2 separate regions of the Homo sapiens genome follow, and region 2 is linked to region 1. A link is a contact called in ENCODE Hi-C or POLR2A ChIA-PET data. All regions are on one chromosome and are shown on one strand. Each heading gives the region's core, a stretch centred on a gene start or an enhancer-like site at or near the end of the contact. The rest is flanking DNA. Distances are from core to core; before and after follow the strand shown.

Evidence for each region. Hi-C counts contacts between places; a loop is a spot of excess contacts on that map. ChIA-PET counts read pairs that join two places held with the same protein, here RNA polymerase II (POLR2A). Pooled maps may share reads with other maps.
Region 2: a pooled map shows a loop between it and region 1 (2.0-fold over the local background). The contact joins the enhancer-like site here to the promoter of NRARP in region 1. A Hi-C loop is called at or near these places in 1 of 50 pooled maps. POLR2A ChIA-PET finds 5 or more read pairs at or near these places in 2 of 52 experiments (HEK293 and MCF 10A).

What each region holds. Positions count from the first base shown.
Region 1 is chr9:137,299,670-137,303,994 of GRCh38, forward strand. It overlaps NRARP (NOTCH regulated ankyrin repeat protein), which reads right to left and starts at 2,602. Exons shown (of 1, transcript NM_001004354.3): 1 at 1-2,602. The coding sequence starts at 2,259. The coding sequence ends at 1,915. RefSeq lists enhancers at 1-101, 1,901-2,819 and silencers at 1,460-1,509, 1,630-1,689, 1,760-1,839, 2,522-3,161.
Region 2 is chr9:137,480,909-137,485,292 of GRCh38, forward strand. It overlaps PNPLA7 (patatin like domain 7, lysophospholipase), which reads right to left. Exons shown (of 35, transcript NM_001098537.3): 21 at 3,679-3,828; 22 at 52-115. Among named protein-coding and RNA genes, the nearest start is that of NSMF, 24 kb to the left of the region's middle. RefSeq lists an enhancer at 2,181-3,380. Within about 2 kb of position 1,384, at least 9 of the 41 ENCODE cell types and tissues checked have a DNase peak (open chromatin) inside an H3K27ac peak, as active enhancers do.

The DNA.
Region 1 (4,325 bases), core at 1,352-3,851:
AAATTTATTTATAAATTTTTCACGCTGGGCTACAGGTCAATATCGTACACTCAGGAATGTGCTGCACAAACTTTATCCAGTTAGCAGTGATCACCCCGTGACCCACACACAGCTTCGATATAAGCCTAGAAAGTCTTAACATTAATTAACATAATTAAAAAGGTATTTGCATCTAGAAAAAATATACAGAAGAACTCCTTGTGGAGTAATCTGTGCCTCCATTTCAATGTCTGCTTGTTTCACTGACATTATCAATATATTCTTCTCACACAAAGTTTTATAAAAAGCGACGGAGGGCTGCCCGAATACGACCAGCCACGCACAAAGGGCCTCCACCCACCTGTGTCCTCAAGTGCTCCCCATTTCTGCACGAAGGGTCAGCAGCACTTCCATGAAGGGGAAACCTCATTTAAATTTGAATAATTCAGCCTCCCTTTTATTTCTCAGGATCAAAACAACAAGGGGTGTGGGGCTGCATAGAAAATTGGAGCCACAGAAACCAGGAAGGGCGCCTTTCAGGACAGAAAGTGACGCAGGAGAACCTCCCCGGGCCCAGGTCTCGACGCAACCCCTCCCCCACGGCAGGATTTCGGGTTCGAATTGAGTCCTCGAAGCTCTGGGAGGCTAAAAAGGGGCAAAACGATCCTTCAATTAACTCAGCCATTAGCACAAGAGATTCACAGTCTTATAGGTATTTTATAAAAATATAAATATGGGTACACTCTGTTGCCTTCACAACGCTGGATACATCGCCCTTTAAAATTGGGTTTATAACCAAGATTCAAAAAATACACCTAAAACTTGGCTTAAAATATGTTAATATTTTATATTCTGTCATAAATGTTATGACATTTAATTGTGGCAAATCCATTTACTTTTTTTAAAAAAGTGTGCAACCGTTAACTATGATAGAACGCACTAGAAAAGGTAACGAACCTTCACCCACCCCCCCGTGTCCCCGCCACCCTCGAGCGCCAGCGAGCTTCCAGGATCCTGGGGAAACTGCAAAACAAGCCGGTTTGGGGGATGGTGGCCTCATCCAGGAGGGGCGGGGGAGAGAGGCCCTGGGGCTTCCAAAACTCACGGATTTGAGGGAGAGGGAGAAGGAGGGAGGGGGAACAGAACGGGGTGGGGAGGTAGACGCGGGGAGAAGGGAAGGGGGAGGGACAGCACGGGAACACCATCAGGCTGGGCGGTATTTTCAGTGCAACCAAGAAATGGTAGACTCAAGTTTTTAGTTTTAAGACTAGAAAAAAATGCATCACTCCCCCCCATAACCACATTGACCACGCAGTGTTTTCCAAACAAAAAAACCAGGCGCACAAACTCCACCCACAAATGTACACACACAAGATAAATAGTTTAGAACACCAGCAACAGCGAACAGCCGAGCGTCTCCTCGGCCGCGCGCCAGCGGCGCGGACCTCGGACCTCGGGGCTGCTCCTCGGCTGCAGCCGGCATCGGCGCGTCCCGGGCCTGCGGGCGGGTCCTGAAGGCGGCGGCGGAGCGCTCCGAGTCCGCCTTCGGCTCCCGCCGCCCGCCTTTCACCTTCGGGAGAAAACATTTTGCGCAGAGGATCCGGTATCTCGGGATTCCGAACTTGCTGGTTGCGAGACTCAAATTTCAAAAGGGGCTGGAGCCCGCGCCCCGCCCCCACCCGCGAGGCGGCGGGCAGGCGAGCGGGTGGGGGCCGTGGGAAGCTGCTCCGGCCCGGCCGGGCCCGGCTAGGCCGCAGGGAGGCGCTCGGCCGGCGGGGCTGCCGGACCCTGGGGCCGGGACGCACGCGCCGTATTCGCCGTGGCCACGGGCCTTCTGGCGGGGCCTGCGAGCCGGGCGCGCACCGAGGTAGTTGGCGGGAAGGTACAGCAGAGACGACGCGGGCGCAGGGCCGGGGTCCGGGGTCCCGGCGGGCATCACCGGCCGCTGGCCGCGTACTTCGCCTTGGTGATGAGATAGAGCACGATGTCCTGGTGGCCACCGAACGCGGCGATGTGCAGCGCGCTCCAGCCGTCGCGGTTGGCCAGGCGGATGTCGGCGCCGAACTTGACCAGCAGCTTCACGAGCTCCAGGTTGCCGTCGATGACCGACTGGTGCAGCGCCGTCTGGCCCTCGGGCCCGAACGAGTTCACGTTGAACTCGCAGTTGGTCATGTTCTGCAGCAGCGACTGCAGCTCCTGCGTGTTGCCCTTGCGCACAGCCTCCTGGAAGATGCGCTGCGTCTGCGGCGCGGAGCAGGTGGACAGCTCGGCCTGGCTCATGCTGCCGCCGGGCGCGGGCCGCGGGCCGGGCCGGGGCTCAGCGCGGGCGGCGGCTGCGGCGCGGGCCCCCGGCTGTCTCGGGGCGCGCCTCGGCGCATGGAGGGCGCGGCGTCCCCGGGCCCCGCACGCCGCCTCTGGGCGCTCCGGGCGCTCGGGGCCGGGGGTCGCCGCCGCGGGGACCCCGCCGCATCCAGCCGCGCCCGGGTGGGCGACGGGGGCGCGCGCTCGGCTCGCGGGGGCCGGGCCCGGCCGGGGACGGCGGCGCCGCGCGGTCCCGGTCCCTACTCGGTTCGGCTGCGGCTCCCACGCGGTCCCAAGGCGCCTCCCCACGCGCCGCAGCACTAGCTCGCCCGCCGCGCCGGGGCGCCTTTTACCTTCTTTATATTTGCATAACAATGGCAGCCCGTGACGCGCGCGCCGGCGGCCCCGGGATTGGGCCGCGCCCACATGGGGGCGGGGCGTGGGCGGTGCCGTGCGCAGGGGTCCGGGGGCGGGTCCCGGCGGCGGCGCGCTTCGCGGCAGGGGGCGCTGGTCGCCGGCAGCGCCTGGGCGGGGGAGGCCAGGTGGCCGCCGGGGGGGTCCAGCTCCGTCGCCGCCGCCGTCCGCGCGCCCCCCGGGCGCTCCGCGTCTCTTTGCGGTCGTCCCGCCCCTTCTCCCTCCGGCCACCCGGGGAATTCCAAGCTCCCTCAGCAGCCAGACCCAGGCCTTGCCCGGTACCCGAGCGCGACCGCCAGGTGGCCCCGAGGGCGGCCTCTCCCGGGCAGGGGGTTCGCGGGCATCTCAGGCCCGTGGCGAAGGAGAGACCCCTCTGAGCGGAGAGGCGCGCGGCGACCCCGGCCAGCCCGCGCCTCCGGGCTCACCGTCCACGCGGGTGGCAACTCCAGGCCCTGACGTGGGGCCTTCAGCCACGCGGGTCCTTCCCGCGCGCGGGCAGCCTCATGGCCGCCGGCTCAGCCTATGTGTGCCCCAACCGTACTGATGCGAGGGGCCTCCGGCCGGCCACCGCGGCTTCTATCGCCTGGCGGTGAAGGGGGTTCCGCTGTCCTCTCGGGAGGAAGCCCCGGGCCGGGGCGCAGCGGGAGGGTCGGGACCGCGGCCTGCCTCCCTCTGCTGCCCACGCACCAGCATGCGGGACACATAGGTCCTGCCCAGGTGAGCAGGGCTAGGTGTGGCGCCAGGGCCAGAAGGGAATTCTGAAACGCCTGGCTTCCAAACTGTAAAACCCATTTTTATTGACCACTCTAACAATTGACCGGGAGGCACTAGCAGGGGAAGCACAGCGCATTTCCTCATTAGAGTTTTACAGTTTACAACTCGCTGTGGTCGTTGGAAATTAAGGAGGAGTGATTCTCAGGCGCGGAGCAGGAGGCCAGGCAGGCTGGGGCTTGAATTCCTTCTGAAGCCAAGCCGGGAATTCCGCGCAGGCAGCTCTGAGCTCGGGCTGGGGAGACCCCCATGCCAGGCCTTGTCTGAGGAGGCTTCCGCCCACCAGCTCCATGTCCCCACATCCGGCTCCCCACAGGGGTGTGTCCCCACCCCATGCTGTGCCCATACTGGCAGGAAAAACTGGGCAGGCTCCCTTCGGGACAGACCCTGGCTGACCGGAGCAGGGTCCTGAGGCCCTGGGGTCCTCCTGGTGGGCTGGGAACCTCTGTCCCTCAAAGGCACAGCTCAGAGCTCGCTCTGGTCTTCCTGGGGCCGTGATCCCGCTGGTTCTGTTCAGCTCTCTCCTTTGGGCCTCACTGCTTCTCCCAGGAGCTCTCAAGGGGGCCACGGAGGGTGGAGGGGTGCTCCCCAATATGCAGGTGAGGACACAGTGGAGTCCCGGAGTAGGCCCCCAGCAGAACAGAGATGGGCGCTGTGGAGCCCAGGCCCGGGGCAGGGATGGCATGGCCTGGCCTGCCGTGCTCTGCTGGGCACCTTTGGCCTCTTAAGGAGGGGGAGCCGCTGGGCTGCCTGCTGGTCCCTGGTGCTGGCTGTGTCTCTGGACCTCAGACCAGGGCTGGGTGTGCAGGGTGCTCTGAGCTCACTGTCAGGAGGGCAGGAGCTCTGTCCTGGGCATTGAT
Region 2 (4,384 bases), core at 134-2,633, 180 kb after region 1:
GGGCTGCGTTGGGCCGGCTGGGAGGAAGGAGTCGGGGCTGGCGGCACGCACCTGTCCAGGGCAGCGGAGCCAAGGCGCCGTTTTATGTTGTCACTAGTCAGCAGCAGGGTCGGGCCTGAAAACACCACCACCAGTAACGGAGCCTGCCTGGGCAGCCCACCTCCAACGCCAACAAGGCACCGACACCCAGCAAGGTACCGACGCCGAGCCAGGCACCGACGCCCAGCCAGGCACCAAGGAGGAGGAAGGCAGTGAGAGTCCACTCCCCAACCCCAAGGTCTGCTCCCCTTGAGCACAACTGCCAAGCCTTCTTCACCTGCCAGTGGGGAAGGGCCTGTGGCCTGATGCTACCTCCCATCTGCCCTGAAGGAGGCCTCGGGTAGCCTCTCTGAGCCTCGGTCCCCTCCAGCACGAGCAGCAGTGGAATCTCTGTGTCCTGCCACGTGTGCAGGGCAGGGAAGGCTGTGCGATGGGAGATAACGTAATTTCCAAAACCCAGATCATCGAGGTGCCAGACGCCAAGAGGCCAGGGTCCCCAGTGTTGACATGCCTGTTCGTATGCATCTTCCACATGGGCACGGCTGTCAGGGCCCTTCTCAACCAGGGGCGCCAGTGTCAGCCCTGGCATCACAGCCACCAGAGGCTCAGGGGAGAAGCTAAGATGAGGGGCTCAGCCTGAGGGGGTGCTGCTTGGCAGTGCCGGGTGGGAAAGGACCCAGAGCCCCATGTGTGGGAAGCAGGGAGGTCTAATTCTAATTAAAAGCTAGAGATCGGCTGGGCGCGGTGGCTCACGCCTGTAATCCCAGCACTTTGGGAGGCCAAGGGATCACGAGGTCAGGAGATCCGGTGAAACTCCATCTCTACTAAAAATACAAAACTTAGCTGGGTGTGGTGGCGGGCGCCTGTAGTCCCAGCTACTTGGGAGGCTGAGGCAGGAGAATGGCATGAACTCGGGAGGTGGAGCTTGCAGTGAGCTGAGATCGCGCCACTGCACTCCAGCCTGGACAACAGAGCAAGACTCCATCTCAGAAAAAACAACAACTAGAGATCAGATCAATGTGTCTCGTGCCTTAACTAGCAACATTTGTTTCTTAGAGGCACACAAAATAAGGGCCCCTCTTACAACTGAACTAGAATGCCCCCTGGGCTCAAGAGACAGCTCTGAGCTGAAAATCCAGCCCAATGCTGGTGCGATGTGCAGCAGCCGAAACCTGCTCACTGCTGTGGGACTGCAGCCTGGTGCAGCCTCACTGGAAGTCAGCTTGGTGGTTTCTTCTACAACTAAACATACTCCGACCACAGGATCCAGCAATCATGCTCCTTGGTGTTTACCCAAAGGAACTGAAAACCTCTGTCCACACAGAAGCACGCACACAGGTGTTTACAGCAGCTTCACTCATAATTGCCAAATCCTGGAAGCAGCCAAATGCCCTCCAGTAGATGAACAGATCAACTGTGGTGCGTCCAGGCAGCGGACGATGACTCAGCACCAAAAAGAACTGAGCTCCAGGCCAGGAAAAGGCCAGGAGGAACTTTGCGTGCACGTGACTGAGTGGGAGAAGGCCGTCTGCAGAGGCTACACCGTGTGGTTCCATTTCCATCACTTTCTCAGAATGACAAAATTATAGAGATCGAGAACAGATCCAGGGCTGCCGGCAAGCCGGGGTGCTGGGTGACAACATGGCAGCCACCTGCAGGGTCTCCTCCGTGACAGAGTGGCCCCGTGTGGTGCAGGTCACAGAAACGGCACCCACACCACACTGCACCACACACACCCAGGAGGGCACGGACGGGCTGCTGGGGCCCAAGGGGTCTACAGATGGCGTAAACGCCAACGTCCCGGCCTCGATGTTACCCCCTAAGGCGCTGCCCGTGAAGGAGCCCTGGCGAAGGGCACATGGGGTCTCTCTTTACTATTCCACAATTTCTCCGATCCTATAATTATTTCAAAATAAAGTGGGTTTTTTGTTTGTTTTTGTTTTGACACGGAGTCTTACTCTGTTGCCCAGGCTGGAGTGCAGTGGCACCATCTCAGCTCACTGCAACCTCCACTTCCCGGGGTCAAGCGATTCTCCTGCCTCAGCCTCCCTGGTAGCTGGGACTACAGGAGCCTGCCAACAAGCCTGGCTAATTTTTGTGTTTTTAGTGAGACGGGGTTTCAACATATTGGCTAGGCCGGTCTCGAACTCCTGACCTCAAGTGATCCTCCCACCTCAGCCTCCCCAAGTGCTGGGATTACAGGCGTGAGCCACCACGCCTGGCTTAAAAAGTGTTTTTTAAAGGGAACTAATTTATGTGACGTGGGACAGCTCCACCGCACAACTCGAAGATGTTTCTAAAGGGAACTAGTTTATGTGACGCGGGACAGCTCCACCGTACAACTCGAAGATGTTTTTGGACATACCTGGAATACTCTGACTGATGTCACCGGAAATGAGTAAGATTTTCTGCATATACTGGGAATATGTGTCATGTAACGACGGTCAAGGCCATCAGACAAGGCAATCCATGCTTTATGTGTTTTAAAATTTTGTTTTGAGAGTAACTTTCATTTATTTATTTTTGAGATAGAGTCTTGCTCTGTCACCCACGCTGGAGTGCAGTGGTGCGATCTAGGCTCACTGCAACCTCTACCTCCTGGGTTCAAGCGATTCTCCTGCCTCAGCCTCCCACATAGCTGGGATTACAGGCATTTCCACCACCACGCCCAGCTAATTTTTGTATTTTTAGTAGAAACGGGGTTTCACCATGTTGGCCAGGCTTGTCTAGAACTCCTGACCTCAAGTGATCCACCCGCCTCGGCCTCCCAAAGTGCTGGGATTACAGGCATGAGCCACCGCACGTGGCTGAGAATAACTTATAAGTATTCGATGTTTATAGTAGCATCTTTCTATATTATAAATTTTTTGAATGTATTGTTTTCTATTACCAAATGTCTGTATCAGGAGGGAGCATTTTCACATGGTTCTGAAATACTCTTGTCACAATATATTGTTTTATAATAATTATACAACATTCATTGCATTTATTATTATTATTATTTGAGACAGAATCTTGCTCTGTCGCCCAGGCTGGAGTGCAATGGTGTGTGATCTTGGCTCACTGCAACCTCTATCTCCCGGGTTCAAGCGATTCTCCTGACTCAGCCTCCCCAGTAGCTGGGATTACAGATGCGCACCACCACGCCCAGCTAATTTTCGTATTTCTAGTAGAGATGGAGTTTTACCATGTTGGCCAGGCTGGTCTTGAACTCCTGACCTCGGCCTCCCAAAGTGCTGGGATTACAAGCATGAGCCACCGCGCCCGACCGCATTCATTATTATTGCATTATTTTGCCAAGACAACACTGAAATTTTTAGCATAACCTTAAACCCACAGAAAACTGACTTCCTGTCTATCATCATGGTCCCTATCATCACATGAAAACTTGTAAATAAAATGTTGCAAAGAATATAGAATAACTTAGAATTTTGAGAGTTCTCAGGAAATTCAATTCCTTGCCCTTGAATCCCCAAATTTAACAGCTGCCAGCAATTTGGAAACACTACCGAACACTGACCCCAACTGAGCCCTGCCCACCCACCGCCGCGTCCCCTCGAAGACAGAGGGCAGCCGGCAGGCGCCCTCCACCAGGCCCAGAACCCAAGGATGGCTGGAGGCTGGGAGGCTCAGGCTTACCGATGGCGCTGAGGGCATGCTCCAGCTCCAGGGCGAAGGCGGTGAGGGGCACTTCCTCTGACACGGGCATCACTGCCACCGTGGACAGGTTGACAGCCGGGTTCCCCAAGTCCCACTTGCTGCCCTCCGTGGGGAGCCCAAGCTGGTGGCCTGTGGAGCAAAGGACCCACGTCAGCTGGGACAGCCCACACGCTCACAGATGCCTCCAGATGCCCTGGGGCCCCCCGAGGCTGCACAGGAGCAACGCAGCAGCACCAGAGGCCGCCTGGCCCTCCCGCCTCCCCAGTCCTGAGGCTGCCTGGCCCTCCCGCCTCCCCAGTCCTGAGGCTGCCTGGACCTCGCGCCTCCCCAGTCCTGAGGCTGCCTGGACCTTGCGCCTCCCCAGCCCTCAGGGGCTGCCTGGACCTCATGCCTCCCCCAACCCTCAGAGGCTACCTGGGCCTCACGCTGTCCCCAGCCATGTGGCTGCCTAGGCCTCACGCCTTCTCCAGGCCGGAGGCTGTCTTGGTCTCACGCCTTCCCCAGCTCTTCCTGATGAGCTGCCAGTCCACACCTGCAAGCGTCCCCAGGCCCCACACAGCAGGTCTGACCAGCACTGGTCCAGGCCCAGGCCCAGGGAGTGGATTCCTCCTGACCCACCAAAGACAGTGATTCACGGAGCGACTGAAAGGAATGTGAGGCTCAGAGTAAACCAGACAAACGCTGC